2 separate regions of the Mus musculus genome follow, and region 2 is linked to region 1. The links are chromatin loops, found by intact Hi-C in ENCODE. Cell type or tissue: heart. All regions are shown on one strand. Links, peaks and the distances in the headings refer to the core of each region. The heading gives the core; the rest is flanking DNA.

Region 1 (16,500 bases), core at 2,836-10,835:
TTGGTACCTGAGGAAAGTTCTGGAACCAAAGTTTTATAACACCTCAGGACAACACACACACACACACACACACACACACACACACAGAGAGAGAGAGAGAGAGAGAGAGAGAGAGAGAGAGAGAGAGAGCGCTCAAGGACACAACTACGCAAATTTACATGTATACACACACATATACAGACAAACACACTGTCCCAATCCCCACTCCAAAGTTAAACCACATTCTGGCATGAGACTGAAAGCTTCACTCTAAACCATCTATGTTTAAACTAGCATACGGGGTTAGGACTGAACTTTCTCTTTCCATGTTTAAAGCTCCTGAGTGGAGAAAGAGTAACTAGGGTAGAGCAATTACAGTGTTCCTCTTTCTACCTTTTCTCATGCTTGGAAGAAACTCCTCGAGCATACGTGCATATCTGAGAAACAGCTCACATTAATGCTTTCTGACACACTGAAGTCTTGAATTGCATGGGCAGAACAGCTCACAGGTCACATGGTAAAGAGCACAGTAGAGCTGCACATCATAGCCACCTCTTCCAAGTCCAGTCTTAGTCAGTCAAAAGGCTGGTACTATGACCTCAACAAATCTGTCTTCAGTATTTGCCAACTGACTCCAAAGGAGGCAACAGGGATACAGTGTCAGTCTCTAATACACTGAAATCCAGATGAAAAACATAAAATATCTTTAAGAATGAGACTTTCAAACAAAGCCAATGCTTCAGTGTAATTGATTCTGGCTAGGACACAATTATAAAATGTACATTGATGTATCTCATGAAAAAATAAATTTATAAAATTCTATGATCAGTAAATAAGACACAAATATTTCCTTGAGCAAGGATCTTTTTACTGTATTGATTTTAAAAATTATTTTCAAGGTTAATATAGGTAACACTTGAGTGACAATACCAAATAATACAGACTAGCAATATAGATAAATTTTACAGAGTTTTACTGTAGTTTAAGAAAAAATGTTTAATTTAAACAACACCAGAACCCACACAGTGAAGATACACTTGTATTATTCAGCATATGCCTGTAACTAGGGGAGAAAGTTGCTTTCATTAATTCAAAGGATTTTTTTTTTAATTTAAGTAAATCTTTTAGTAATTTTTGTTTAGAAAATGATACATTGTTTTAGAATAACCAAATAAAACTCAATGTATCTATAACAATTGTCTTGGTATTCAACCAGTGTTTTTATAGATCTCAAAAGCCAGTTATGAGAGAAAGCTATGATTTTAAAAATAGTATATATTTTCTACATTGTATTTTTATTTATGTATTTATAAGTCAAGTTTTCAAAACCAGTTAGCAGGCTTTTTTAAAAACTATTACGAAAAGAAGAGGGATCAGAGTCATTTTTACTTAAAATCTTACCTATTGAAAACATAATTAAAACTGTTATGGAATAACTGATTGGCAGAAGGACAGGGTGAAACTTAGGAGCTGAGCACGTGCCTAGTATGAAGGGGACACGGGAATCAATTCCCATGCCTTCCTACCTCCAATAATCAAAAGAGTAAAAATAAAATTTCTGTAACACTGTTACCAACAAGTTGCCTTTATGCTTTATGCTTTATGAAAATTACATGTTATGTAGAAATAAAAGAATATCTATCATACTTTGTTCTTTTCATATCAGTAATTGCTACTTTAGATTTTGAATTAAGTGACATTTTAATAAATTGTTTTGAGGTATAAATTGTTAAAGCATTTGAATGTATTGAAATTTATATATATGTATATATATATACATGTATGTGTATATGTATATATATGTATGTGTGTATGTATATATACATATGTGTGTATATAGTGTGTGTATATATATGTGTGTGTATATATATATATATATATATATATATATATATATATATATATAAAATATGGGTTTTTTTTTAACCATAAACCTTGTCCTTATAGCATACATTTTGATGGCCATAATCCCCTCCTTATATTTAGCAACATTTTCAGCTAAACCACATCTCATAATAATGAAAATAAGACCAAATGTATTCAGCAGCAAAAACCACAAAAGTATTTTTAAAGTAGTTTTCTTATTCTGAAAATACTTAATAAGAAACACAAACTTTTCATGTAAAATCAGGAAAAGGAAGAAACAAGAGTGATAAAACACAATAACCCAATTCAAAGAATATGAACACATAAACGTTTAAAATGAAATTAGAAAGCAAGACATTTATTCACATGTTTATCAGAAAAACAGGAGGCGTATTAGTTATCTTTTTGGTAATAAACCTTGGACATGCACAAAACTAGCATTTTTTAGAAAGGAAAGACTAATCTAATTGCCTTCTGTAATTATGTTATTAACCTGAGGTAAAGGCTTATATAACACAGCAATGTTTTTGAATATCATACTATATGACTAAGATGGCCTATGTTGTTAAATATATATGACTACATGGGACAATTAATGTATACATAAACACGACAATATAGACTATGGATGTATTTTATATATAAGAGTTCTCCTATATCCTGCAAAATTAAGAGAACAGTAAACAACAGCCTGATGTGTCAATAAGTTAAAAGAGAACATTACAAGCATGTACCTAATGCAATAACATATATTTGTTTTATAGTCGCATATGCCTGTAACTAGGGGAGAAAGCTACTTTTCATAAACTCAAAGGAATTACTTAAGTAAATTCTTTAATAATTTTATTTAGAAAATGACACATTGTTTTAGAAATAACCAAGTAAAACTCAATGCATCTATAAATACTGTCTTGGTATTTATCCAGTGTTTTTATAAATCTCAAGCCAGTTTTCAGAGGAAACTATGACTTTAAACACACTCTCTCTCTCTCTCTCTCTCTCTCTCTCTCTCTCTCTCTCTCTCTCTCTCTGTGTATGTATTTGTAAATGTATGCATGTACCTATATCAATAAGCAAGGCAATCGAAGTAGGATTAAGTTTTATGTAGGTGGTATGTTCTGAAGTATGGAGGACTGAGAGCTTACTTCTAAAGATCTTTGAATATAGGAAAGAACAAACAATCCATAACACAGTTAATACTAGTGGCATTTCTAGAAAGATTCCATATCTTCCTAGCTGAGGTGGGGGTAAGAGAATGAGAGATATGAACCTTCAAGCACCAACACAGATGACAACATCACATAAAAGAGGAGAAAAGAGACCATTAGTTTTTAGCAACTACATGTTTATCTTTATAGTAATTTACATCACTACATTTATAATTATAAAAAAGTTCTTTGTAGTAATTTAAAAACTTCCTACGAATAATTCTTTAAAATGTACTTACCCTGAATCATACAAAACACAAAACTAAGAAGGCAGTGATTGTGAAAAGAGCTGCCCTTTATACATAGCAAGCAACTGTCACTGTGGTGTGGACTTTCTTAAAATATCTCTCACCACGGCCTATCCTTGATGCCTGAAATTCTTTGACAGTTGGTGTCAGCCAGAAGCACCAGGAAACTACAGTTCTCATTACTGTGATCATGTATATTCTATCCTAAGTTTTTAAATAGAACATTTGAATTCTTTACAATATGCCAGTACTGGCACATGTTTGAAGAATGGAATTACAATATGTTAAAAAGGAAATTTAGAAAGAAAAGTATAGACAATCAAGCATGGTGGAGTATAGCTTTAATCCCAGCACTTAGGAGGCAGAGGCAGGTGGATCTCTGATTCAAGCCAGCTTGGTTGGTCTACACTGTGAGTTCCAGGCCAACAACAGCTACAGTGAGACCCTGACTCAAAAACAAAGAAACAACTACAACAAAAAAGAAAAAAACAAACAAACAAAACCCAAAACAACAATAACAAAGGTAAAAAAATAAAGCAAAGGCTTCCGGTTGGGTTGAGGCAGAACAATGACTACAAGACAGAGGTCAGCATAGACAGAGTGAAACCCTATGGGACAGGATAGGCAAACAGGGTAGGTGAGAGGGTAGGATCAACAGTTGGCTAAACAAATTGCTTCAGAAAGAAGTCATTGTGCCTAACAAAGTCCTTGGAACAAGTGAGGGTAAATCTTTCCTATTCTGCATTATAATGTTTTATAACCACTCATATGTATATATATGTGTTTTAGTTCTTATACATATATAAGAACTAAATTTTTACTTTTAAAATTATCTTTACCAATATTTGTTTTTTAATTTCAACAAACACTGAGTATAGAACATTTCAAAAGTACTACGAGTATATAGCAATTTAAATCATCTCTAATTTTTTTACATTATAAAACTGATGTATTAGTTTTGTGTGTGTATGAAAAACAAGCATATAACAAAATGTGGGCATGTATTTAAATTTTTTATTAATTTTGGATTTTTGATTATTTTTCCATTGTTTTAAAACCGCATGTTAAAAATTAGCAGTCTCTTTGTTTTCATTATAATAGGATAATATTTTGATTTAAGACCATCTTTTACTGGAGATTATTTGAACAGACTTTTACAAAATATATACAAGTCTCCAGGACGGTTAATTTCACAGCTTTGAATTCACAATTTGAGAGATTTAACTGAAAAATTAAATTTAAACTTAAAATTACAATGAAATTGAGTATGGCCAAAGCTCTGGATTTCTGTTTTACAATACTGCTACAATACATACACTACAATAGCATACACTCCTATACTATGTGAGTTATATTCTGCTGGCTCTGAATTGTGTAATTACAGGTGGAGTGTTGGAATCCTGGCCTACGAAATAGACCTTTGGTCTAATATATCAAGCCTTTGGAATTTGTTTTAAAAAATGTTGTTAGTGGCTCAGCAGGTAAAGGCTCTTGCCACCAAGCCTAAAGACCTGATTTGATCCCAATACACAGATGGAACATATATATACACAGGCACACACAAAATAAACATAAAAAGAAGCCATCTTACTTCCTGTCCCACCTTCCCATAATGTGACCTTATTTAACTGAGGTCTGGAGGGACTGAGAATGGAGCTCAAAGCTACTGTGTCTACATAGCATCTGCAAGACCCTAGGCTCAATCTACAAGCAACATACAAAACACAAATCTAAACAAAAAACCCTAAGTCCCTAGTGATGAGATTTCTGAAATATTCTTGAATATTAAAAAGAAATGGTCATTAATTCCTTTAATGAAGAATTTGGAAACAGAGAATTAACAAAATGTGTAAGAAAGAAAAAATAGGAGACTGAAGAACAATGTAGAGACATTCCTATCTCTCCAACACTATACATGGTGCTGGCTGGACTAAAACTTTGAATTTGGGATTAAAGTAGTCCTTAAGAAGCAAACTGTAAGAAAAGCACAAGTCTAAGATTAATTAAAATGATTGATTTAATTCTTATTAAGAACCAAGTGTGTTCTACAAGTCTAAAAACTTCATATATTTATCCAGTATATCTACCTAAATGTAGATGAGAATACAAGATACTGGTAAGAATGCTGGAAATTACACCTAATTTAACCTAGATAAGGAAATAAATACTGAGTCAATCCCTAGTACCAAGGGCAGAGAAAAAAAAAAAAAAAAACCTACCTTGAGGATTTAAATCTTTGGATAGACAGTGAAACCAAGATTTAAGTCTGTTACTGTGGAAAGGCTATGCCTTTTCTACAATGCCAATCTGGCTTAAATTTTAGACTTAATCTACCTCTCTTAAACAATCTTATGAGGCAATTTTACAAAGCAATCTAATTTCTATCAGTATAGCAGGAAGGTAATACTACATGAAAAAAGAATCTACTACGTGGGATAGGAGACATTTAGAACAACAAAATGAAGAAATTAAACAATTATTAATCATTTTCAAAAACATAATTCCAATATCTAAAATATTCACATATTTCCTGGAATATTCTAAAGAGTTTTATTACTTTCCTATTGATAAAAGTTTCTATTTTTCTCTCTCAAAACAGATTTGGATCAATTATTGAAAATTTTCATGCATATTATTAAAATAATATATTTTAAATTTCAAAATAATCTTGTTGGAATCGCTTAAAAAGAACAGGTGATGTTCGACTTAAGTTCTGAAAGTATTCAGTCTCCTTTAGCCTTATGATTTTAACCTATGGAGAACTGAATTTATTCTTTACCTGGTTTTTAAAACAGTGGAAATTTGTAGAATAATACAGCCAAGAAACAAACTGAAAATACTATTTAATTAGTAAGCCTATACTATTGGTTTCCTAAAAATCAAAGAGGCAGCCATGGAAATTGTGAATGCATGGAATGGAATTTTAACTGCTCTTTATTTTGATTATGAAAAGGAATTACAACAGACTACTGTTTCATACACCAACATGATCTAAGCTTTCTGCTTTACAAAAGCAAAAATATTCTAAATCATATCATTGATTTTCACCCAAGTCAATGAAGCATGAGAAAAATCTCGACTAAGAAAACAGGTCTAACTGAAGTTTAGTTGCTTATTGAAGACTGTCTCACATTAAGATATATCTAAACATTTGAGTGTTTCAACATCCTAGGTCGTGAAATTCTTAATGTTACCTTACAAATAATCAAATTTCTTCTCACACAAATCTACCCAAATGATCAAGCTATGTTTTGAACACCTAGAATAAACAAGAATCATTCCATTCACAGCAACAGCTTGAAAACCAATATAAGACCTGGGTCGTGATTGAATTCAAGTCATTTCCAATGTTTCAAAGGAATTTTTTCTCTTATTTATTTATCTATTTTCCTCTGTAGAGGATAGTCATTTTTCACAAAAGAGCTTGGGGAATTGAAAATCAATTTCGATCAACCACAGGTCCCAAATCCCGATTTGGAGTATTAAGGTAAATGAGTATCAATTTAGCCAGACCTTGAAAACGCAATACATTTCTGTCACTTAGAGTTGTCCTGGTGCTCAGGAACCCCAGGAACACAAACCCTTCCTTTAGGAGAGGTGCTCGCGCGCTGCTGTTCAAAGCCTACAATACCGCTGAGATAAAAAGCTCATTTTCATTTCGGTGTGAAAAACAATTCTACTCGAGAGAAAGAATGTCTCGTTTTTCATCTTAATGAAAGGCAGGCCCTGGGAATCCCTGCCACCTTCATGGAAGCTAAGGTTTGTAGGCATCCAAGAACTGGCACGGGGTGAGGCGTCCTAGGCGGTTCTATGGAAACGGGAGACGCGAGCGGCCTAGCGCCCGGAGCCCCGGCAGCGGGCAGCGGCCTGGGCGCGCTGCGGGGCTCGCCAGGGACCTGTCTGCCCAGAAGGGCCGGGCAGGCCGAGATCGGAGGGCCCGGCCATCGGCACGGGCGCGGGCCCCGAGTTCACCTTGAAGGAACCAAGGCTGTGAAAGCACGAGCGCCAAGCGCCTCCGCGGCCCAGAGAGGACGGCCGGGAAGTCAGAGGCGCTGCCTGAGAACGCGGTAAATGGCGTCTTCCGAGCTGAGGCGCTTTACCTTCCCGGCCGAAGCTTCTGGGCTGGTTTCGTCTTGCGAAGCTGCCGGTGGTGGCGGTAGGGGCGACGACTACCACCGTAGGACTCCCTGCTCCAATAAACTAGGTTCTAGGAAACAATTTCCCGCCGCGCGCTCGGCGTTCCCGGAAGCAGTTTACCAGTTCCGGGTGGTTGTCAGTGACGCTCTCGAGCGGTCGCCAGGGCTGCCTGAGATGCCGACTATTTGGTTCTGGCCAGCGCGTCAGGCCCTTGCAGGATCAGCGCCATAGACGGAGATTGGTAAGTGACTTTTCCCTCTCTTCCCGGTGTTTTCGGCCTGCCAGCTACCTGCCGAATGTGGATAGGACCGAGAAGTGAGCAGACAGAAGTTGGCCCCCTAAATCCCCATCCTTTCCTCTGGTGCCTGATCCTCCTTGAGGCTGGAGAAGGCCCTGGGATCCGGCTCACTGTCTTCATTCGCTTGACTTACCTCCAACGTGGAAGTCGATCTTAGCCGAAGACAACTGGTTCTGTGCAGTGTTTCTACCCTGTCTATTCGCAGGGTTTGGTCTCCCTGTTTCTTGAAAGTTACATTATGTACCCTTTACTGAATACTGTTAAAATAGTTGGGGGTTCACTTGGGAGGGCAAGCAGGCAGCTGAAGACGGCGGCTTTTGCATGCATTCAGAATGGGACATTCCTGATTTTCAATTAATTGAACTTTTCTCCTTCAGTTTTAATTAAAAATGGCTTCTGTTTTTGTTTTTTTTGTTTTTTGTTTTTTTTCTGCTATGCATTACTGAGACGCTATCATTCCTATAACGGTATGCATCAGCTTTAGATACACGTTTTATGTTGTGGAAATCATTGATTAGAATCAGGTACACTTTCAGTAAGGAATGTTCTGACTTTACTATGAACTCACTGCGAATAGTTCAGGATAATTTTGGGTGGGGATTTGGAGTTACCCAGAGGAGTTGTAAAGAGAAATTGCTTTTGACAAATGTCTAGTTCGAGGAAAGATGCTCATTTATTCAAAGACGCAAAAAGTGTTACTCTTTCTTGACCAATGCAGTTTCCTCGGGGGAGTTCACTCATCCTCTTATTATTTGTTGATCACCTTTTCCCATTTCTCCAAATCAGTCAATCTCAAAAGACGTCTAGAGTGTACCATAAATTAAAATATAATATTAGGACTAGAGAGATGGTACACTGATTAAGAGCTCTCTGCTCTTCCAGAGGTCACTAATTCAATTCCCAGCACCCACATGGCAGCTCACAACTATCTGTAACTCTAGTAACATGAGATTCAGTGACCTCTTCGGGTGTGCAGGTATACATGCAGATGAAACACCATGTACATAAAATATATGCATAAACAAATCTTTTTAAAAAGAAAAATGTCATATATTCAATTAAAGGGACCTGAAGCATCAGACAAGCGCCCCTTTGCCTTTTGAGAGTAAAACTATATTTAGAAAAGCATGTTGATCTTTTTAACTGCCTGTTTGATTAATCACTGAACTTTTATAGTTTCTGAATGATGCAAATATTGTCACCTTATGATTTTTTTAACTTATATCTTAAACAGTTATAAATACTTTCAGGGAGATTTTATGTTCGTCACGCATAGCAACTAGCTTTAAAAAAAAAAGCACTGTTCTTATTTGTGCCTTGGATTCATATAGCACTTCATGAATGCTCACAGGTGTCTCTGCCTTCTGCCTAGCAGTTTATATTCACTATTTAATGTTTACAAAAGAAAAATCCTGTCTCTTTGCATACATTTTATAGTGCAACTGAGAGGTCGTAACATATACGTATAAAATTGTCATGACTGAGATTCCAGTCTTCCTGATTCTGGAACTTAGCTCTTTACTGTATTTACCTATCATGGTGACATGTGATTGTAATTCCAGTGTTTGGGAAATGGGACATTGGGAGTTCTTTTTTTCTTTTTTACACTCCATATTTTATTCCTCCCTTGCCCAATCCACCCTCCGACTGTTCCACATCTCATATCTCCTCTCCACCCCCTGTCTCCTCGTGGATGCCTCCAGCCCCCACCCCACCTGACCCCTAAACTCCCTGGGGCCTCCAGTCTCAGGAGGGTTAGGTGTATCATCTCTAAATGATCACATACTCGGAAGTCCTCTACTGTATGTGTGTTGGGGGTCTCATATCAGCTGGTGTATGCTGTCTGTTTGGTGGTTCAGTGTTTTGAGAGATCTCAGGGGTCCAGGTTAATTGAGACTGCTGGTCCTCCTGCAGGATCGCCTTTCTCAGCTTTCAGCCTTCCCTAATTCAAAAACAGGGTTCAGCTGCTTCTATCCATTTGTTGGGTACAAATATCTGCATCTGACTCTTTCAGCTGCTTGTTGGATCTTTCAGGGGTCTGTCATGATAGGTCCCTTTTTAAGAGTACTCCATATCCTCAGTAATAGTGTCAGGCCTTGGGACCTCCCCTTGAGCTGGATCCCACTTTGGGCCTGTTGCTGGATCTTCATTTCCTCAGGCTCCTCTCCATTTCCATCCCTGTAATTCTTTCAAACAGGAACAATTATGGATCAGAGTAGTGACTGTGGGATGGCAACCCAATACCTAACTTGATGACCTGTCTTCCTGATGGAGGTGGGCTTTCTAAGTTCCCTCTCCCTACTGTCTGGCATTTTATCCCTTTGAGTCCTGAGAGTCTCTCATCTCTCAAGTCTCTGGTGCATTCTGGAGGGGCCCCTCAACCTCCTATTTCCTGAAATTGCCTGTTTCCATTCTTTTACTGGCCCTCAGGGCTTCAGTCCTTTTCCCTCACCCAATACCAGATCATGTTCCCTGCTACCCCCATTTTCCCCTCATTTATTTTCCCTCCCAGGTCCCTCGCTCCCTTTCCACTTGGGATTGCTTTCTTCTCTCACCTAAGTGAGACTGAGGTGTCCTCACATGGGTACTTCAGCTTGTTGACTTTTTTGAGTTCTGTGGACTGTATCTTGGATAATCTGTACTTTTGTGGGGGGGGGGGCGGGGAGGGTTAATATCCACTTATTAGTGAGTACATACCATGCACATCCTTTGGGGTCTAAGTTACCTCACTCAGGATAATATTTTCTAGTTCCATTCATTTGCTTGCAAAACTCAGGATGTCCTCGTTCTTAATAGCTGAGTAGTACTCCATTGTGTAAATGAACCACATTTTCTGTACCCATTCTTCTGTCATGGGACATCTAGGTTGTTTCCAGCTTCTGGCTATCACAAACAAGGCTACTATGAGCATAGTGGAACTCGTGCCCCTGTGGCATGGTGGGGCAACTTTTGGGTCTATTCCCAAGAGTGGTATAACTGGATCTTCAGGTAGATCTATTTCCAATTTTCTGAGTGCGGCAAAAAGCTTTATTGCTTACTTCTCAGGAGGAAGACCCCGAACCCGGAAAATGGAGCTGCTTATATAGCCTGCAGCGTGACATTTCAGCACCTGATGTGGCGTGACAGCACCTGATTAGTTGCTCGCCCATCACCCCATTACTATGCCCCGAGATGGGCAGTGACTAGGCGTGAGTTTACTCTTGCACTTGTGCATAAGGCTTGTTTACTAGTTAGGCGCAGTGGAAGACAGCGCCATCTTATAATGGGGATTGCTCACGGCATGGCTCTCCACATCTGAGGAATTTCGAGATTGATTTCCAGAGTGGTTGTACCAGTTTGCAATCCCACCAGCAATGGAAGAGTGTTCCTCTTTCTCTGCATCCTCTCCAATGTGTGTTGTCACTTGAGGTTTTGATCTTAGCCATTCTGATTGGTATAAGGTGGACTCTTAGGGTTGTTTTGATTTGCATTTCTCTGATCACTAAGGACTTCTAACATGTCTTTAGGTGCTTCTCAGCCATTTGAGATTCTTCAGTTGTGAATTCTTGGTTTAGTTCTATACCCTATTTTTTTGATTGGAGAGTTTGTTTGGTTTTTTGGTGGTTAACTTCTTGAGTTCTTTATATATTTTGGATATTAGCCCTCTATCAGATGTGGGGTTAGTGAAGATTTTTTCCAAATCTGTAGGTTGCCGATTTGCCTTACAGAAATTTTCCAGTTTCATGAGGTCCCATTTATCAACTCTTGATCTTAGAGCATGAGCCATTAGAGTTCTGTTTAGGAAATTTCCCCCTGTGCCAATGAGTTCAAGGCTCTTTCCCACTTTCTCTTCTATTAGATTCAGTGTATCTGGTTTTATGTTGAGGTCCTTGATACACTTGGACTTGAGCTTTGTATAAGGTGACAAATATGGGTGTATTTTCATTTTTGTACATACAGACAGCCAGTTAGACCAGCACTATTTATTGAAGATGCTTTCTTTTTTCCATTGTATATTTTTGGCATCTTGTCAAAGATCAAGTGACCATAAGTGTGTGGTTTTATTTCTGTGTCTTCAGTTCTAGTCCATTGATCAGTCTTTGTCAGTCTCTGTACCAACACCATGCAGCTTTTATTACTATTACTCTGTAGTAAAGCTTGAGATCAGGGATGGTGACTCCCCCACCTTTTCTTTTATTGTTAAGAATTGTTTTCTCTATTCAAGTTTTTTTGCCTTTCCAGGTGAATTTGAGAATTGCTCTTTCCATGTCTTTGAAGAATTGTGTTGGGATTTGATGGGGATGGCATTGAATCTCTAGATTGCCTTTGGTAGGATGGCCATTTTCACTATGTTATGTATGCTCTGAGAGCAGTGGATCCTCAACTGCTGTGAGTTCAAAGGGTCCTCCACTGCTCTGCTGCTCGGAGTGCAGTGGGTCTTCTAGGATAGATATGGATATGGAGTCTTCATGGGAGCAGAGCAACTAGGAGTCTTCCCCCCCACACCCCTTTTTCAAATAAGCTTCTACACAAGTAGTCAGGGTACCTTTGTGAGCTTTTGCTTCCATATGGTGGATCCACAGGAATACTACAAAAATCATTCCAGATGGTGTATCTAAAGGCTCACTTTTCCTGACTCACAATTAACATTCAAACAACAGAGATTTTTGTATTCTCCCTTAGTCTTTTAGGGATTTAAGATTAATGCAGGTACTGGAGAGATGGCTCTTGTAGAGGGTCTGGGCTTGGTTTTCAGCACCCTCATTGTGGTTTAGAATAAATTGTAACACATTCAAGGGGGATTCCACATCCATTTCTGAGCTCTGCTGGCATCAGGCACTCCTGTGACTCACATACATGCATGCAAACAAAGCACTCCATATACATATCATACAGAATGTACTCAAAGTCTTTAAAAGAATATTGATGGAGATAACTGCATTATCAATTAGATAAGGATGAAGAATCTCTTTCCTTATACTTTACTCTGAAGTGAAGTTATACATAGAAATAGCTATTACAGGTACCATTTACAAACATTGCTATTGAAAAGCATGGCAGTAGCATGCAGAGTAAAGCATTTGCTTTCTGGATACAGATGAAGAAAGTCCTGGTGAAGAAAGATAAGGAGGAGTGTGGGCTTAGTGAGAATTCTACAAGGTGATAAAAGGAAAGAGTGGACAAAAGAGAACAGTCACAAATCAGTTGGATGCATAGGGCAATGAAGGCTAGTGGAAGCTAAGGTGCAGTTGGAGTTGAAGATCAGCTGTAGACACAGTGTATGCGTGTTTAAAGACATTAGGCTTTTCACTCTGTGCACTGATTTGTGTGTGTGACCACAGACTGTACAGGGTTGAGTTGTCACTTATTTTTCTTTGTTCTTTTTCCTTCTTTCTTGAAGGTTGATTTCTCACAGAAATATTTGCATATACAAATAACCCAAAAAGAAGGAAATGAAAACCTGCTCATTAACCCCACTCAGAGATACCTACTCATCATGTCTTCTACAGTGTTTCAGGTTTATGTGTGGGCGCTTTAGAAAGAAAAGTATTTAGCATTCAACAGTTTCTCTTGTGACCTACTTGTTTCCCTAGTCCATGAATCTCCCTATGTTAACAATGATGAGCTTTAGGGCCTGCATAGCACTTAGTCTCAGGAGTGTGTAGTCACTTTTATAGAGATAACCTACTGCAAAATGATAGTGAAATAAATATTTTGAAGTGCAAAAAAAATGTTTTGTAATAAAACCTTTTGACTTTTGTATCTACTCACTTGTAACAAATTAAATAAAAGGAAAAGATGACACCGGTCATGTATAAATATAGTATGACTCATATAGTAAATAGTATCAGATTATTCATTTTTACTAGTTATATTTAAATTTTAAAAGTCAGACATTTTAAAGGGATTTGTAGTAAGATGTTAACATCTTTCCATTCCCCTCATACTTAATTTTATATAATTAGATTTGATTATATTTAAACTTAAAAAATCAGAAGATATAAAGGGTAATATATTAGTCTCTTTATAATTTTCTTACCCTCCCTAAAAAAATCAACCTAAATAAATAATACCTTGTATGAATGGAAAAAGCACATTGCGTGCATAATACAATTTTAATAGAAATAAAAATAGAACACCCTCATAGAAGCAGGGGGAGGAGGAATGGGATAGGGAGTTTCTGGGAGTGGGGGAACTGGGTAAGGGGATAACACTTGAAATGTAAATAAATAAGTAAATATGTAAATAAATAAATAAATAAATAAATGCAACCAAAAAAATAACTACAAAATGTTCAGGCATGTGGACTATGGAGGGAAAATTTTGAAAATGTAGAACTCTGTGGCTTTACACCTTGCTTTCCAGAAAAGGCTTCTTGGTTTTTTCCTACCTGGCCCACAGCAGTTTGTGGTTGTGACAAGTGCTCTCCTGGAAGCTTTCATTATTCAAAAGAATTCTTCCCTCACTCTGGCCTCTGGGTGTCAGAGACTCTGTAGATATGCTTATTTCTCACCTTCTGCAACTTCCACCTGAGTCTTCCTGTTTTTCTCTCTGGGAGGCACAGCTAATCTAACAATGTAAATCTGGAGTTTACCTAATTCCAAATGATGGGCTTTAGGAAGATTTCAGACTTGTTATGCTAAGGCCTAAATTTTCAGTAATTTGGGTTTTTTGATTGGTATGGAATGGTATTTATTTTGTAATTATATTATGTTATGACATTTCTTTACCTATTTTTCTTGCTTTTATCCTTAGTTCATCATACATTTTCACTTTCAGAATACAAGGTTTGTTTAATCTCATAATAATACATTCCTTTAAATATTGTATATGTATATATGTTGTTCTTTCTGTAGTATGTATTCTTTCATGTTTGTCCTCAGATAGATCCACGAGGGATGCCATTGTTGCTTAAAGTGAGCTAATCTGTTCTCTGCAGTGTGGGAAAGGGTTCTGATGTGGGTTGGTTGTGCAGGGGCTCCTCAATGCTCGGTTCCTGCAGTGCCCTGGCCTCCCTGGTATGCTGGTGTTCATTCTTCTGATTTGCATTGCTTGATCCTGTCCTTCTGCGACTTTGTCAGTTGTTAATCTAGCACAACTTAGGTATTGGTAGTAGGGGTCACTTATGCTCAAGAATTACTGAAAACCTTCAGAGAATGTTTTTTGTTGTTTTATTTTTTGTTACTTTCTTTTCTTTTCTTTTTTTGGTAGTTATTCAGATATGGCTGTAAGAGTGTAGGTAAGGATGTCGAGGGTGTCTGTAAGGGTTTCTCTAAGGTTATTTGTCTGTTTGTATGGTGCACCAGTGCATGTGGATGTGGCTGCACATTTGGAGTTCACAGGCCAATTCTAGTCCTTTTCAGTTTTTCTGTGGCCTTTCTTCCCCAGATAGGCCTGCACACTGAATCTGGCACTTACTGAATTCGCTAACCTGATTGGCCTGCAAGCTGTAGGCATCTGCTTGTCTCTGCCTCTCCAGCACTGGGGTTGCAGAACTGTGCCCTCCCTGTTCTGTTCACCTGGGGAGATCTCAGGCCCTCATACTCTTGTAACAGACTCTTCTATTTCCCCAGTCCTGTTGTGCTTTGAGACAAGGTCTCCCTCGTAGTGCAAGTGGGCCTTGGATTTTTTTAAACTCTTGTGTTGACCTCCAGAACCTGTCTTTTTGAATTTCTTTTTTGTTACTGAACTTTATCCACATATTTATCATAATATAAATTAAAATTAAATATTTATAAAAAACATTTTCAGTACCACATCATTAATATAATACCCTGCACCAAAATTTAGCAAATAAGCGGTAGCTTCTTAGTATAGCATATGGAGACACGTCAGCTTACAGCTTCCCACTGCTGCTGGAAACTCCTTGCTCTGTCTTATGCTTTGACTGACCATTTTAGAGACATATGATTCTGTTCCATAAAGAAGTGACTTGGGGGGGAGTAATCTTTTTTTGGTGAGATATACTGCTCTTCCAAATCTTAATTCATTTCATCAGGAACATCTTGAAATACATACTTTCCAGAAATCGAACTTTTTGTTTGTAAGTTCAAATGATATTTTTGATAACAAATATTGCCTGATGTTTTCCTTGAAGCATATTTCACAAATTGATAGCCCAATCTGTTTAATTTTGAGAAACCTTGTACAATATACAAAGGCTTAATTAATAAAATTACTAATTCTTACTGATACATCAAGGATTTTATTAAACAATCTTGTCATTAGTATTTATTCCAAATGTGGTGCTGAAGAAACAAATCCTGGAAAGCAGGGTAGGATTCTTCCTGGAATCTGGGAATACTTTATGGTATATGGCAAAGAGAAATTCAAGTTCAAGTGAAATTAAAGTTGCCCATCATTTTCCCTTACAATGGATATTTTCTGGGCTATCTAGGTAAGCTCAATGCAGTGGTAAAGCTTTTTATAAGTACGACAACTGACAGAAGAAGAATTCTGAGTGAGCAATGTGCCAAAGGTGGAGGAGGTGGACCACAGCCAAGGAGTGACGTCCACCTCTTACTGTCCTATTTCTGTAGTTAAAACAGGTTATGTATTCACTTCTGAAGATTTGGAACGAGGGGCTTCCAGTGAGAGAGAATGCAAAGTTTGTCTTTCTGGGTCTGGATTGCCTTATTAAATATGGTCTTTTCTAGTTCCACCCAATTACCTGGGAAGTTCATGGTTTCATTTTTCTTTATAGCTGTATAGTATTCCACAGTGTACCTGCACCATTGTTTGATTATCCATTTGTCTGTTGTTGGACATTTAGGTTTTCACTTTT
Region 2 (16,500 bases), core at 4,646-12,645, 1.0 Mb after region 1:
ATAAGACATAATATTACTGCTACTACTGATGTAAGGCAATATCCTAACTTCAGTTGAGTCACAAGCTCACATATATCTTGTAGGTAACATTTTTACCACATATCCTCAATATACAAATACCTTCTTAGCAAGGAAATTAGAAAACTTGTCTTCAAATGTTTTATAAAATAAACAGTACTGTACATTTCCAAAGGGAGCTTGGTAAGTTGCTCCCCAACTACTGCTAGCAAAGCTCCACAAAGTGTGTTCCGCTCCAAACTACCTTGTTTACATTTATGCTACAGCTAGCTATTCCTTCCTAAACCTTGCACTCCTTTGAGAGGTTGGGTGACAGAGTGTGTTAACTAAATTAGCACTGCTAATAAACTAGATTTTTTTTCATGTTTCACTGTATTGCCTAGAGTTCCAATCCAAACATGTGAATCCCACATGTTGTAATCAGTGTATAGATTGGCTAACTGATAGGTTCTTGTTGGAAGCTATACTCTGAATTCATTTAAGAAAGCCTGCTATTAAGTAATTTTCACAGTGTAAATTTTCACAGTAATTTTTTGAAAACTTTTCTCATGTGGGGAGAGGTTTAAAAAACATGAGATATTTATATTTTTGAAATATGGGTGGCAAAAAGGGAGATAATTGTGGTGACTACTTAAATGCTCTCTAGCATAATATTATAAAATAGAAAACTCTAAGACATATGAGACATACTCCTTTCAAAAACTGCAATACTTTCCTTCCCTGTATAAAATGACTGAGGAGGAATCTCTTAAATTGTTCACCTTCCTTTTATCTAATGTTCTATTAGTCTCCAAAAAGGAAAAAAAAATAATAATAAGTTTGGGCCTGGGAGAGGGGTTTTTAATCAACACTTCACAGAGCTTAAAACTATCCCGCCTAAAGCGTTAGCTTTGTGAGATGATTTTAAATTCAAACCACTGCAACTGCCATCACTGTACTCGAAGAATGGACACCAACTGGAATTTTGGGGCGGGGGGGGGGGGAGATAGCATAAAGTGCATTAAGAGAGGTCCAGGAATAGAAGTAGTTATCAAAGCATTCCAGCATTTATCTTGAAATCTGCATATTTTATGGGACAATGGTAGTTTTAAACCTCACACTTAGAAGGGATGGATGTTGATTTAATTGATTCATTTGGATCAATGTTTTTAAAGTTTCACACCACTGCTCTCTCATAAAGTGATGTCTTTAGCAGTCAGTGATTTGACATGAGACTTCTTGGATCTCCTCACTGGGACCCTCCATAACATGTAAAACTAGGCAACAGCCTGTAAAGGCAACTTTAGGACTGGGAGATCTCAAGACTAATGTAGCTGATGAATGCAGAAATGGTGTTAATTCTCAGCACAAAAGTTTTAAAGGAATAATAATGGGAAATAAAGTACAAAAACTAAAGATTTGCTATTTAGATCAAACCTTCACGTTTGATCAATAACTGGCCATCACAGTGTTGCCAGTATTTTCCCTGTGGACATAAAACTTAGAAAATGAAGATTTGACTTAATCCATAATGGCTTTCAGGCAGCTCTCCCTGGCCCTTTGCCTTGGGGTTTGTGGAAAACCTCTTACTATACTCTGTATTGTGGGACTTGAACTTTGTTTAAACAGCTATGAAACATATTTCTATGAAGAAATGTATGGAGGTCCAGCATCTGTCTCACCAGATCATTCAGCTTCATTATCATTCTGTGCCTCTTACACTGGGTGACATGAGAAGTTGTCATAGGTAAAATGATATTGAACTAACTTATTCTGTGACTAAAACCAAGAATCTGAAATGAAAACACCCAACACCCCAAGAACGATATGTCTCTTTAAAGTTTACAGTTTGAATAATGAACTCAGATAGAAAGTTGGCAGGAAAGCAAGCTATGGCACCGTCACACTACAAACCATTTTCACTTTTCTGTCCAATTTCAGAGTGCATGTGTTTGTGAGTATTTCACTAGATCAGTGACAGCTCTTTATTTGCATAATTATATGCTCTGGTCTGAAGAGAAAACTAACCCCCAAATTTCATGGGTCACCAGACTGCAACAATCAATGTTTTATCACGTATGCGAAGCAAAATCTAAGAAGCTATATGAAGTTTCTTGGGGAGTTTTTACTCCTCAGAAAATTAAAGAGTTTTCCTCTCCTGAATAGATTCAAAATCTTTCCAAGTTCTTTGTAACTGAATTCTGTTTGAAGGCAAAACGAGAGATTAACATGTAGATCTGATTGTAGGCTCAATAATATTGCTTCAAAGTGGCTTAAGTAGAACAGCATTTTCCTTCACTAAACCTTAAAATTCTTCATACTATGAGGAGAAATATTGGTCAAGTTATGAGTTGCCAAAAGGAAGTCCATGTTTTACCATTGAATATAAAGTTTATTTTCTTCCTTAAAATACATCAGAGTTTTTTAAAGACCAAATAGGAAAAGAATGTGTACCTAAATACATAGATTTGTCCCACATATACATAGCTTCTTACTGACTGCTATGTCCACTGCTGTTCATTTCATGCAATCTCCAGACAACATGTGCAAAATGTGTCTGTCTATTCTGTGCCTGTATAGACAGTAGTTGCTCTATATGTGCTGGTCTACATAAAAGTTTGTAAAAATTTTTGTGATACAAATTTATCATGTTCAAAATATTCAAAACTTTGCAATAAATATTTTTAAGTGCTCCAAGCTTATTTGCGTCTGTAAATCTCTGCTGGTGTATAATACATACTTGTGTGTAAGGTTGGCTTTACTTCATTAAGGAAAATTGATTTTAAGTGCTAATGTCTTTAGTTTATAGGCACCCTGCCAATTTTGAATACAAAAGAGCATAGAGACACATGCAAACTGTGGTGGGTTTTTTAAAATGGAATTATTAAAATTCTGGAAAATTCTGTTTCTACCTAGTTTCTTAAAGAGTACAACATGGAGATGCACTTTTGTAAAAGCACTGGTGTGTGAACTTCATTTAAAGTTCATTACTTCAGACAACATGTTAGAGTCAAGAAAAGGGAAGCACTTGGGGGTGAGAATGCCATAGTTTCAAAGTATTTTATTCTCTGTCTAGAGATTGATAGGTCTTTAAATCTAGGTGTCAGAAATTTCCTAAAATGTTCCTATTATTTCAGTGAAAAGCAACCCCCCATAAGTTTTAAATTAAAATTGAATTATGAATGAAAGCTATTTCTTGGTCTTCCTCATTTGAGAAATCAAACCTCTGCTTGTCAAGAGCACCCCCCAGTGCTCTTGTCACCTGTGTGTGGGGCCTACTGAGATGGGCTCCTCTAGCTGCATAACCTCTGGCGCCCTCCCCAGGAGTTTCCTTCCAGAATGAAGGCCTTGGATCCCTTTAAGTCGAAACTCCTCAAAAGTGGATCTCTAAAACCCAGTAAGTCCAAGTTAAGAATTCCATCCAAATAGAACTAAAGGTTAGAGAACTGTGTTCTCCTGTGTCAGGTCACCAGCAACACCAACAACATTTCAGTTTTACTGTTTATACCTACCTGGGTTTTTGTTTTTGTTTTGTTTCTATTTTACCTTTGTGGGAGCATTGCTTAAGTATCAGGTGCTGCTCTCAGCTCTGCTCTGCCAAGAATGGAGAAGAATGTGTTCTTTCCTACTTGGTCCTATAGGAGGGAAGACCACAGTCACCCTTTCTATCATGAACATTTGTGTTTGTTCAGCTACCACCTAATTCTTACAATGTCAAAGATTGCTCTCTGATCCAGCTCATCGTGCCCCCCCCATACCTCCTAATTATTTTTCCAAAGCTTTTCATCTTTTTAAGTCACACTTAAATAAGTGGAGTTTTTACATAAACATGTAGTACATCCTGGACCCATGGACCATCAGAATGTGTCAGCTGAAGCAATATTCACAGTAAGTTGTGTTTTGTGGTGTATTCTCCCACCCTCACCCCTTTTGCTTTGCTTCAGTAAATTACTTAATATCATCCCCTGAAATAACCAGCTCTAGAGATAACAGTAGCACAGAGTGACACAACTTGGCTTTCATGCAGTTTTGAAAGAAAACCATTAAAATTGCATTGATCTCACAAATATTGATCTAGTGCTTGATATCAAATATCAAATGTGATGCTGTCAGTTGCTGCCGATCATTGTGTCAGCTGTTTGGATTCATGTCCTCTTTCTTCTTCATTGTCACATGGATTCAAGGTGCTGAGGCTACATAAGATTTCCATGATTAAAACAATTATGGTCAATTCTTTCCCTGTTTCTCACAATTCTGGCTTAGCTAAACATTGCATGATGCATTTGTTATATCATTATGTACAATGCTTTTCAAGAACATGGTGCCTTTCTGGATAGCTTACATTTATGTTTACAGAGCTTATATTTCTATTTGCAGTTCTTTACATTATTATTGAAATTATTTCTGTCTGAATTTGCTTTCTTTCTGATCACAAGCCTTTTGTAAAAAAAAAAAGATTGTTTTGCTTTTTAATAATGCAATTAAAAGCATTGCTTTACAACACAGAATTAATTCCTATCCAACAGGTAAATCGCTCCTTTTATTCTTGTTGACATCTATAGTATTTCACAAGTGTAGAATTCAAAGAAGTATTTAGGTGAAAAGTATATCTTCCTCAATAAAATGGGATCTAGCACAGTTAAGTCACCCTCTGCTTTTATCCCTAGCACTCTTGAAATAGCTAACTATCCTACCCTTGAACATATTTAGAGTGTCCAGTAATGCTTTTTCTCTTTTCTTTCCTCTTTATTTTGCAATCAGCAATTGCTGATTACATAGTTTGAAGTGTGATGATACACTTTAAGGAGGAAAATACCCCACAACAACGAATGACCAGTTAACACTGCTGTCTACGCTGTAATGAACCAGAAATGAAAGTAGGACCCGCCTAGAATATTTTTTATTGTGCTGTCACTTTTGTATTTTCCACATTTGCTAGGAGGGAAATTTTCTAATCCTGTGAGTTGGTGTCCCTTTTTACTTTTTACACCTCACCTCAGTTTGGAGACAGCTAAAAGAAGCTACGTGAAGGCACCGTGCTCTTCCCAGAACCATGGACAGCGCCCAGCTTCCCCTTTCTTCTCCCCTTGGCCCGAACCCCAAAGTTCAGGCCTAGCGGGATTCCTCACTCCAGCCACTCCCACGCCATAGGATATTCTCTTCTGAAACCTCTGATCTGAGCCCAAAACAACAGTGAGCTTAAAGACTACAGTTTGTGGGTGGAGAGTCTTGCTTGCTCCCTGCCCGGTAATAATCTTAGCGCCCAGAGTTGACTCTCCCTTTGCCAGCGAGTCTCCCGAATTTGCATCTAGTCTGCGCGGAGTAGAACGTAGCTCCACCCCGCAGTCACCTTGGTAAGCGTCTTTGCTCCCCCAACCCAAATTTCTTGAACCAACTTTTCATCACTCCCACCAGTTAGGTGGCAGAATCTGTAACAACTCCGCTTTAAAGGGTCTCTGATGGGACCACTTTATTCACAGGCCTATAATCTCAGTCACCACAGATCTACGTTTCAACGGAAGGAAGGAAGGAAGGAAGGAAGGAAGGAAGGAGGGAGGGAGGGAGGGAGGGAGGGAGGGAGGGAGGGAGGGAGGGAGGAAGGAAGGAAGGAAGGAAGGAAGGAAGGAAGGAAGGAAGGAAGGAAGGAAGGAAGGAAGGAAGGAAGGAAGGAAGGGGAAAAAAGAAAAAAATGCACACTCAGATGCACCAGCCGCTGATCCCACCACCCTGTTGGCTGAAGCTGTCGGACTAACTCTGGAGCTCCTAGGAGCTTAAGCGAAGCAAGCGAAGCCGATCTGCAGCAGGCTCTCGGCAGCCCTACTGGCCAGCTAAAAAGCCTGACAGCAACTTACTTGACAGCCTCAACCCAGGGGTTTCTGGCTAATACCCGCCACTTTTTCTCAGCTTCAAATCTCAGTCCTCTCAAGGAGTTTTAGATAAATCTCCTTGTTTGGCGTTTTACTTATTTTGTTTTGTTTTAATTATCGCGTTGAGCAAAGTGCAGTAATGGAAGACCACTTCCGTGTGGCATCTGATTTTTCTGCGTAGTCTCCCTGGCAACGCCAGGCGCCACTCCTAAGAGGAGATTTACAGATTCCAAATCTAACACCTTTGCTGTGTTGAAACTCGAACCTTATTTTATTTAGCTTTGAATGAAATTTATCCCCTCTCATGAGAACAGAATTTGCATCATCCGCTCTCTTGAGTCTCTGACACTGGGGTGTTCAGAGCAGGTGAGACTGTCAAAACCATGTATCTATTAAAGAGTGAATAAACACCGTTCCACAACAACTTAATGCAAAACTTTTCAAGTAAAAAATGATAAGAAAGTGAAATGGGTAAAGAACCCTGGTGTGTTTCCTTAGCAAACGGATTTCCACACTGCTCTGTATTATATGAAATATATGATACATTTCAGGAGAGTACTTTTCTTTACCTGACACAGCACTGCAATAGAAACATCAGTGAGTTTCTTAACCTAGCAGCAAGTTAGCCGCAAAACAGCATGTTTTTCTTTCCACTGAGACGTGCAAATGGTTAAATATTTCACCTGTGTGCATTTTAATTTGTTCTCTCAGAGCTGCTGTAAGAAGGTTCCTCTCTCATCCAACACACTCACAGGAACTTTATTCTCTCTCCCCCACTGCAAAGTCACTTCTGCGTTTGCTCCCCTCAAAGAGAATGTTCCCCTTAATTCGACCATTAGTTCAGTCTCAAGAGTAACTGTGTATAAATTCATGCCACTAGAGAAACTCATTCATGGTGGAAGTGTTTAAACTAGCAGCTGGACCCTCTATGAAAACTGATGGAAACTCACAGAGCTTAATGCATTTTGGCAGCTGGAGTGTGCAGGGCTACAAGGGGACCTGTTGAATCTTAGTGACCTGGGGACTCATTTATTCTGAACTATAGCACTCTCCACATCTGAATGCACAGCTCAGATAAATATCACTAGATGTTTGTAAGTCATTGGTCAGTGTGGTTTTTCTATGAATTGAGTTTCTACTTTGAAAATGTTTTATTCTAGCCTTCTGGGGTTCTGGAGCAAAGGAGACTCTGTACAAGGAAAGGCACAAAGTTGGAAACAAGAATTGGAGAAACTTGCGGTGACAGAGTGAATTCACTGAGTGGGTTTGGTCTCAGTGTGGATGCTGAGGGATCTTTTTGCTTCATGCCAACTTTCCTTTATTATTAAGTTTTTTTAGCCTTAAAAAAAAACAAAACAAAACAAAACAAAAAACACTGAATTCCTGATTCAATTTCAAAATGACTTTTCTGGGTTATTTAAATAAGTTAGAAACGTCCAGACAGGCATGTATATTTCAAGGCGACTTTTGCCAGAGAACACTAAATTTTGAAAGAAAAAAAAAAGTATGGCTCAGTTTCTATATTTCAAAATGTTGAGGATATAAATAACTAAGTCTCCATGAAATAAACGTCTGTATCAATGTTTTGCTACCTATCTGTGTATGTGTTTGGTGGAACTTTAAACCTTCCTAAGCCTTCCAAAAGCATAGATGCCTGTTGTTGTTGTTTTCTCTCCTTTAATTTTTAAGCATTTAATCCGAGTGCTGTCCTATGATTACTGATGTTCTGACCACTTTTGTCCCTCAAATCTTTTAAATTTTCTTCTACCTTGACCACTTGTCGATGTCAAATACAAAGTTCTTAGTTGGAGAAGTACATCTTATACATTAGAAGAATAATGTTTCTTGAATGAATTGGGGGAGGCAGGAATTAATACGTTTTATTCTTGAAGGTTCTGTGGGGAAGAGAAGTATAAGCCATAACTACCAAATGTCAATAGGTATTAATATTGGTTAAAGTGCACTACAGAGATCATCTGGAGGTAGAAGAGATGCAGTAGATCCCAAAATCAGGAAAGAGGTTGTCTGGGTTGCTGGATCCCCGAATTCCACTTCTGTAACTTGGCCAGGGGAGCTACCTGAGAGACTGAGGTTAATTCTGACCTTTTTTCCTGGGTGCCTTGCTACTCAAAGTGGACTTCAGATAATTCAGTTTGGGAGTCAGCTGTGTGACTATATGAAAGTTACTCCCCTTGGAAAAACACCGTGGTCTCAGCCTTTTCTGAAACACAGGCTTTGTCCTGTGCTGTGGAAAGAAACTCTTTCCATGAATAAAACTTTTGAAGAACTTTAAACTGTGAGGTTTTGCATCCGTTTTTTAAATGAGTGGCTATATTAGGAGCTTAGATGAACCATTAGGATTATGCTTTTGATATCAAGCAATTCAATATTGGAGGGACAAATGACTCAATTTGCAATTTATCCAGCTTTCACAACTACATATATTTCCAGAAAATAGCACCTGACTACATTCAACTTACAAGAGTCTAAACTAGTATTTCAGGAAGGCAACAAAATATATGAAGTCTTTCAGTAAATGGTTAGGAGAAGATTTGTAAACACTTGAGTACCTAGTGATCCTTGGAAGTCCAACACACTTAAATTTAAATTTTCAGGATCAACTTAACCTTGAAAGAAATGAGAGCCATTTGCTTAACTTAATCTGGAACATATGTTTGCAACAGTAGCAGGTTCTGTGGTGTGTGGCTGGGGATGATCAAGTTGTAAATTTTCCTCTTTAGGTTTCAGCGCCTGCTAATTTCAGCCTAACACCCAGAGTGAGACTGTGCTCAATCTTCACCAAACCAACCAAGATTTTACAAAAGGTTCTAAGGCACTTAGTTCTGGATGTCATTGATATCCCCAAAAGTAGAACATTTGTATACAAATCAGTTCTCAATGCCCAAAACCAAGTTCAGCCTCCACAGTTAAGGGGTCTTATGTTTATACAGACAGGCATTGCTTTCCCTTGTGAGCACTTCCTCAGCCATCAACACCTGCAGCTCTCTTTTTAAAGTGCACAGGGGCAGTAGATGCTATAAAATGATATCTTCAGCTAACAGAGCTATAGGTCTTCATGGCTTGTCTTCATTTTTTCTATCAGACACTTAGAACTATTTGTTTGTCTCTCTTTATATTTCAACATGACTTCCCCCAAACTGGTTTTGAATATCTGAAAATTTGCTAATGATTACATTGTAGAACCCACAAGCCATTCTTCATTTAAGCCAGCTTTGTGGTGGTTTTTATTTAAAAATATTTAAACATGTATCTGTAGGCATTGATTTTTAACATTTAGGGTTTAAATAAAACAGACTACATTTTACATCAATTGATGACACTCCATGATAGCAAATGGACGTAGTGCTGGAGGCGGATGGTAGGAGTGCAGGGTGAGTTCTTGGACCCTGCTGATGAACACCAAGGAGTTTAAATATCTTTACTTGCTGATTTATCTTCCTGAAATCCTTTAAAAGATTACTTGTGGAAAACTTAAGTGCTTTTTGAAATGTATCAAAACAAGTAATTGATCCACAATTATGCCATAAATTCAGAGGCAGAATTTCTCTATATTTTATTATTATAAGGATTAAGTGGACAGCTCCCACTTGGATGCTGCCTTAATACAAAAGGATGACAAAAATAATAATAAAAAAATTAAAGCAACAGTAACATTACTGGCACTGTGCTAATCAAACGCCCAAAACTAGTTCAGAATGGTGCTAAAAAGCTACTTTAATTCTGAATTGGAAGGTCTTGAGACACCGAGCGCCATCTAGCAAGCAAAGTTAGAATCTAAGAGAGTCTGTGTCAAGAGCACAAAACACCAGGAGACCAGCGGAGCGGGGAAAGGTGGCAGCTTGAAGATGTACCTGCAGTGACTTATCCATAAGTCCGATCTCACCTGAGAGCAGCATCACCTATGGGTTTCTACTTTTACCTCACTAGCCAACTCGGACAAACTAACTTCTGAAGTGAGGTGGCCAGTCTTTGTCTCAAGCTAAAGATAAAAGATAGCTCCTGAGTGGATTGCTTCTTGTCTTTAATTAGAACTGGCAGCCTCTCCATCTCTCTTTCTTGCATTCCCCAAATCAGACTAGCTTCAACTAGCACCCTCCTGTCCAGAAAAGGACAAAGAGAGCGGCTAAAAGCCCACCTTGAGCCAAAATGAGTCCCAGGGCTTCAGCACACAGGAGAGAGCATCCCTGGAAAAACCTAGCAGAAGTCATTTTGAGTTTCTAAGTCTGCCCAGATGTCTCCTGACAGGCAAGCTGAGATATCTCTGAGTGACACACAATTTACTTAACAAGCTACAAATGATCCTGGAAACTGAATGGTGCTATCTAAATATAAATAGTATAACTTTTATTCTTCTTCAGGCAAGCTGGTCTTTGCCATTTTCTACTACCTGAAGGAAAATCCAAGGTGGCTAGGATGTTCCACAACCACCCCTGTTGGTTTTCAGCCCTAGGTGATAAAACTGCCTTTTTTCAGTTTTTGCATTCTGAATCATGTTACTGAATATGAATATTCTTGAAAAGTGGGCTAACTTTAAACAGTACAACTTTAAAAGAACGCTAACAGGACATCTATGTGAAGAAATCAAGAAGATCCTCCTGTGCTAGATAAAAGCATGAACCCATCTTTTTCTTTTAAATCAGTAGCTTTCCATTCAATAGGCTAAAGAAGTTCTTCCCAGCAATATCTCTCCTCTAAAGAACTGACAGGTTTTGTGTGTGTGTGTGTGTATGTGTGTGTGTGTGTGTGTGTGTGATTTGATTTCAAGCCTGCAAAAATAAAGTCTAGCCTTAAATTCTTCCTAATTTTTTTTGTTATTAGATATTTACCTCTGTAAATACATATTGGTTCACACTATATTAGGATGTGGCAATAGAGCTTGGGTTTTCTGTGGCCCTCTCTTGCCCCTCTCCCCACATCTCCCACAATATCTCATAGTGGAAAGCTTTACAACAGGAAAAAATAACCAAAAAAGAAATACTAAAATATTAGAGTTTAGTTTAATGTTACTTGAATATCAACTTTTATCTCAGTAAAACCATGTATAACAGATACAAAATAATTGTCTTTATATTTTAATTTGTTATTTGCTGTGTAAAACAGCCACATCAAGAATAATAGCATCAGAAACAAAATGCTAAATATGTTCATTATAATATTTCTTCAGGTTAAATTATTTACAGAAAAATATGCAACAACAGCAACAAAATAACCACAACATATCCAACAAACTAAACCAGTAAATAGAGATGATTTCAGAACTAAGCTAGAAAAAGTCTATACCAGTTGTTCAAAGTCTCCTCGTTTCTTATCCCTGGAAATATGTCAGATTCTGAGGATGGATTGTAGAGTCCATTCATAGTCTCTGTTCTTTTTTCTCTACCTCCCTGCAGTTCAAGGGAAGTGTCAGAAACGGCTTGCCTCTGGATATGCACAAAAATCTAAGTGTGTGTGTGTGTGTGTGTGTGTGTGTGTGTGTGTGTGTGTATGTGTGTATGTGTGTGTGTGTGATGTTAAATAGCACATTTCTCCCATCAAGATCTTCTTAAACATGGAAGCTTCTCCTACACAGGGTACCCAGCTGTTTAATTTAACATTGATTTATTGCTTTTAAAAGTAAATTTACACACATGCCAGCAGCGCTCCGTTTTGTTTCCCCAGACTCTGAGATTTATTTTCTACTTAGCGCTTGTCTGACAAAACAATGTCCTTTAACTTTATTACACATCGATGAGGAAATCTGTCTTATTTTTGCTCAGATTTATTGCTGTGTTACTAGTGGGGACATTTGTGATCCAAAAAGGCTGAGGTCCAAAAATAAGTAGAAAATTAAGCAGAGTTGAGCACAAAATGGTAGAAAACAACAACTACTACTACTACTGCTGCTGCTGCTACTACTACTACTACTATTACTACTACTACTATTAAGAATTTGGCCCAACATACACCAACTTGCTGAGCAAAGTCAAAAGGAGGACTAAGGTCCCTATTAAGTCAAGTAACCAAGCAAGGGAAGACATTATTTTAGTGGACACTGTTTGGAGGGGGAGTAGTTGAATCTGAGCCCTGTGATATCACTAGGTTGTTAGTTAAAATGTCTGACATTATAGTGCAGGGATCTTCCTCTGTGTGACTCCCCATCCATGGCCACCTTACCTCCACGAAGAACTGCCAGCTATCACATTTGGATGATGACTGAGCCCAAGGGAAAGAGATGGACTTTGAAGCAGCTTTTGTGGAAACACTTCATCTACATTTGGGTTTTCTTTAGTCCCCAATAGAAAGGCCACTTTCTTCTTTTCACTGATAAACTGTCTTTGTGTCCTTTGCTTCACACACTTTTAAAACTTCTCCCATCAGTTCTTCTGCTCTTACAGATAACAACAACAAACAAATGTGAGTTCAAATCTACTTTAAACGTTTTTGTTTTTGTTTTTGTTTTTGTTTTTTTCCTCTCTAAAGCATGGTCTTCCATAGCTAAGGTTGGGAATGGACATAACAATAGTGTCTCTAAATGTGATGAAGTGGGCTTTGAAGAAATCTTCCTGTGAGATAAGGTTTTCTTGGCCACTGTGATTTCTCACAGAGATATCTAATATCAATTTACAGGCTTTCCAGTGAGAAATTAGGATGCTGTATCTTTTCTGTAAAAAAATCAAGATGTGACCAGATTTGCTATGAGGATCACGGAGAACTTTTTTAAGATGTCCCTGTCTTTTCTTTCCAGATATAGCATCTTTCAGGATCCTTGGGTGAGATCCCGACTCCTCTGCGGCTGCTCCAGTCACTGAGTACACAAAAACATGCTAACATGTTGGCTGCAGTATTTTTTTTCCAACCCAAAAAGATTTTTTTTAAAAAAGTGAATGGCTCACACTACTGACACACAAGACATGTTTAGCCAGGCGCTTCCAACTTAACACGAAATAAAAAGAAAGAAAAATGAAAAAAAGAAAAAAATACCTACAAGGGGGAGAAGAACTGTGAAACACTGAAAATTCTATTCATATTAGGATGCCCCTCACCCATTTGCCCTTGAAAAGGGGTCCTGTCACTCAGAAAGAACTGTTTCTTCAACGTCCCCCCACCCCACCCCGGCACCAACACACCAGCGGGCCCTGCTCGGCCGTGCGGCTCTGGCCCACTCCGCAGCCCTCCCCGCGCCGCACACACAGTTTCTTCCAAGTGCTGGAGAGATGGGAGATGCAGCTTCTCCTTGGCTGAGCCAGACGGGAACTTCTCACCCCGGCCCAACCCTGGGACCGCTGAGGGCCGGGCAGTTCTTTTTATGGTGGCTATCAGGCACCCTGGCTGCAGCCCCTCCCGGTTGCGGGACAGCGACCCTGCGCGCGCTCGCTCGTCACGTGCCTGATTTCCGAGCCCCCGCAGGGCCCTTTGTTAAGCACCGCCGTCCCCTTCCAGGGCTGGAGCCGAGAGGCGAGACCCAGAAGGATGAACCAACTGGACAATCCTGCAACCCTGGTTTTGCTTCGGCTCCTAGGAAGGCCCTGAAACTCGTTGGGTGGGTGCCCCGAAGCACTTAACAAATCAAGATTCCCAGCCATTTAGAGGAAGCTACTTGGGCCACCTCCAAAGTTTTGAACCAAAGGCACAAAGGAGCTAGGGGCCCAGTGGAGGGCGAGCCTCTGCGCACTGGGCATAACCATTGGGCCGACTTCCCTCCGTTCCATTCCACCCTCAATTCTCCCACCGCAGTCCTGTACAAGGCTCAACGACTCAGTGGATGGGAGTGTGTGTTTAAAGTGTGTGGTAGGTGCATGTGTGTGTAACCAGGTGGAAATTTCAAAGGATATATCCGACACATACAGAAGATGGGCCTTGAGCAAATGAACTGTCAGAGAGTTTAAGTGACTTGCATGGGTGGAAAGAGAGGGTCAGGTCTGCTCTGAGTGGAACATCTGCACAACATTCTAGCAGCTTACTCAACAACAACAACAAAAAATCTAGCCATTTACTGTAGAAAAAATAATAATAAAAAAGGCACTAATGATTATGGTTCCCACCCCTTCCCCCAAAAGGCCAAATCCTAATGAAATAATTCAAAGGTAGGCCCCACTTCCTAATAGTGGAATTAAACAACAACAAAAAGAACCCAAGAAAAAGAACTTCCCAACCTAGCCTTCCTAAGAGCCTGGGAACCTTGCTGAGGAACTAGGTAAACAGAAGATGAGCGAGTTTCTTTTGCGCTGAGGCCATGAAGCTGGCTTTACATATAGTTCCGCCTGGATACACAATTAAATTACAGTAAATTCCTCTTTAAATAGTAAAATATGGAATGCTCTTCAGAATTCAAATGTCTAGGGTTAAGTAGTTTTAAAGGTAGGTTTGAAATGGCTTGTGTGGAGAAGCAACCTTTAAGCCCTAAAACTATTATAAATATGCTAATTATCTGGGTGTCAGTTTATCTCTCCATATTTCTTTCTAAAATGAGGAAAGCATTCATAAAAAGCTACTTGGCACACTTTATTTTTGGAAAGCAGATGTTAATTTTTTCACGTATCATTTTATGACCAAGTACATGTGTAACATTGGAAGGCATCCAGAACGCCTCTATTATTTGCTAAATGACTGTTAGTTGAAACATATTATTCTCGGCCTAACTACGATATAGGTTATATCAATAAAGTAAACATCTGTTTTTTTTTTAATGGAGGGGGGGCATGAAGAGTTAAAAACGACAGAAGAAGGAAAAAAAGAGTTTGGGAAAGAAGACGCACCTGTGCTGTAGAAAATGGGATATTTATATTGTTCTGTGCAAAACAAAGTCTCCCAATCGGGCACTCGGGGATATTTACATGGCGGGAGATAAAGTTGAAAGCCTTTCCCGGCGTGCCAAATGGGATTCTCCCTGAGGCCTTCTGCGTGGTAAGATAACAGGTACTGAGCGCTCCTGGCGGCTGGGGCCTTCTCCTGCCGCCCCGCCCTCCCCCTCCTCTTTCCCCCCACCTCCAGCTCCCGCCCCAGGCCAGCGGGGCTCGGAATTCCCAGGCACCACGGAAATTTCAGCGGGGTTCCCAGCCGAGAAGTACGCTCCGGAAGCGTCCTCATTTGCCCTGCGTCGCTCGAGGACGCCGGCGCCCAGGATAAGCCAGTGGCGTGATAATTAATGGAATACAATATTTATGGCCCAATGTATTGACTCCGAGGCAAGTACGCCGCGTAGACAGTCCGTGGGGGTCTGGCAAACAGGGGGCGAGTGAGCAAACATAATGACCGGAGTACTTATGTCTATCGGGTTTGCTCACTTAAATCCGAGGTATGTAACATCATGATAAATATTAATATACACCTGCACAGCCCCTCAGCAACGCCATCCTAAACTCTCCCTTCCTGAGTGCTGCCCTTTACAAAAAGGCCAGAGAGGAGGGCTTTAACATAAAATGCTGCAAATATGAAAAATAGGTCACCAATAAAATTGGTCTCAGCATGGAGTGTAATTGCAACAAAGTGCCGCCGAGTAAAATCGAGGAGTGAGCTGGCTGAGGCGGCACAGTCGCGAACCATCTGGTGTGTATTAAAAGCGGTGCTGTAAATATTGCTGAGAGCTAATGCATTATCGGCTTCTATAAGTGCACACGGCCTGTAAGCTTTCCATATGTTAGAACATGTAGATCGGATGGGAGCAAGGAAAGGTGTTCTATCAATCACCAGCTTCGGAAACATCGGGTTTTGCCACTTTTGATGGAATTTTGGCCAAAACGTGTCAAATGTACATCTCCATTATCTGCCCCTCCCAGCAGCCCCTTCCTCTTGCCGCAGCTCTTCTTTCTCATTTTCTCTAGCTTCTCTCCTGCTCCCATCTTCCACCCCCCCCCCCTTTTCTTACTTTCCACGGGGATAGGGCAGGCACTGCTGACGTCACTTCATAGCAGTAAAAGAGAGTAACTGAGAGAGAAAGAGAGAGAGAGCGAGAGAGAGAGAGAGAGAGAGAGAGAGAGAGAGAGAGAGAGAGAGAGAGAGAATCATGTGTTTTTCATCAGTGCTAAATTTTTGCCTTATTCATAGAAACGAGCCTCCCAGCATGGGTACTCCTTCTGTTCTGAAGCTAGTAACCGTCACCACTCCCTTTTGTGGGGTGGTCCACAAGGTGGGGCGCAGAGTAGTCCTGTGCAGGGGTCTAGTGACAGAACCAGCTCTTTCGGATGAAACCAGGGGAAAATGAGATTCAAAGAGCACTTCTAGGGACGATTTCGCACCACAACGTCCAAGCAACCTCTACAAGCCGGCTGGAGGGCTCCTGGCTACAATGCAGTTTTGGTTTGCACCCAGGAACTTCCTTTTTCTAACTCGTCCCTCCATAACCCACCCCCCTACTGAATTGCCACACACAACATAGCTAATAATTTTCCCTGTCACATTACTTTTCTGGGGGAAGCAGCTCAAGTCTTCTCTTTCCTGATGATACCCCTTATTTAAGCGGTTACTATAATTACAACCTCGTCTCTTCTGAATCCCCCCCCCCCCCGCCTCATATTACTCAGCTACAAGTTTTGTTTTTCTTTCTTAAGTCCACTGGTAGGAACTACCTCTATTGCGTCTATGCTGTCCCGCAGAGATCACTTTTTCCCAGTTGGCCTGGTCTCTCTCATTATTTCTA

The links. Peaks named below come from ENCODE experiments on the same cell type or tissue, not always from the same donor. Only the 100,000 strongest peaks of a DNase experiment are listed, where the experiment ranks them.
Region 2: a loop joins it to region 1, with 2.9 times the contacts of the local background. A loop is called at or near these places in 3 of 42 quality-filtered maps.

What each region holds. Positions count from the first base shown.
Region 1 is chr13:77,127,952-77,144,451 of GRCm38, forward strand. It overlaps Slf1 (SMC5-SMC6 complex localization factor 1), which reads right to left and starts at 7,517. Exons shown (of 21, transcript NM_134071.3): 1 at 7,402-7,517. 2210408I21Rik (RIKEN cDNA 2210408I21 gene) reads left to right here and starts at 7,585. Exons shown (of 20, transcript NM_001145676.1): 1 at 7,585-7,679. In heart, for the core only: no CTCF peak of the experiment used is centred there; DNase peaks (open chromatin) are centred at 7,120 and 7,560; H3K4me3 peaks cover 2,582 bases; H3K27ac peaks cover 1,348 bases.
Region 2 is chr13:78,166,342-78,182,841 of GRCm38, forward strand. It overlaps Gm38604 (a long non-coding RNA gene), which reads right to left and starts at 12,621. Exons shown (of 3, transcript XR_873690.3): 1 at 11,166-12,621; 2 at 3,544-3,632. 3110006O06Rik (a long non-coding RNA gene) reads left to right here and starts at 4,947. Exons shown (of 2, transcript XR_003950646.1): 1 at 4,947-5,351; 2 at 12,610-16,500. In heart, for the core only: a CTCF peak has its summit at 9,632; no DNase peak of the experiment used is centred there; H3K4me3 peaks cover 342 bases; H3K27me3 peaks cover 5,601 bases.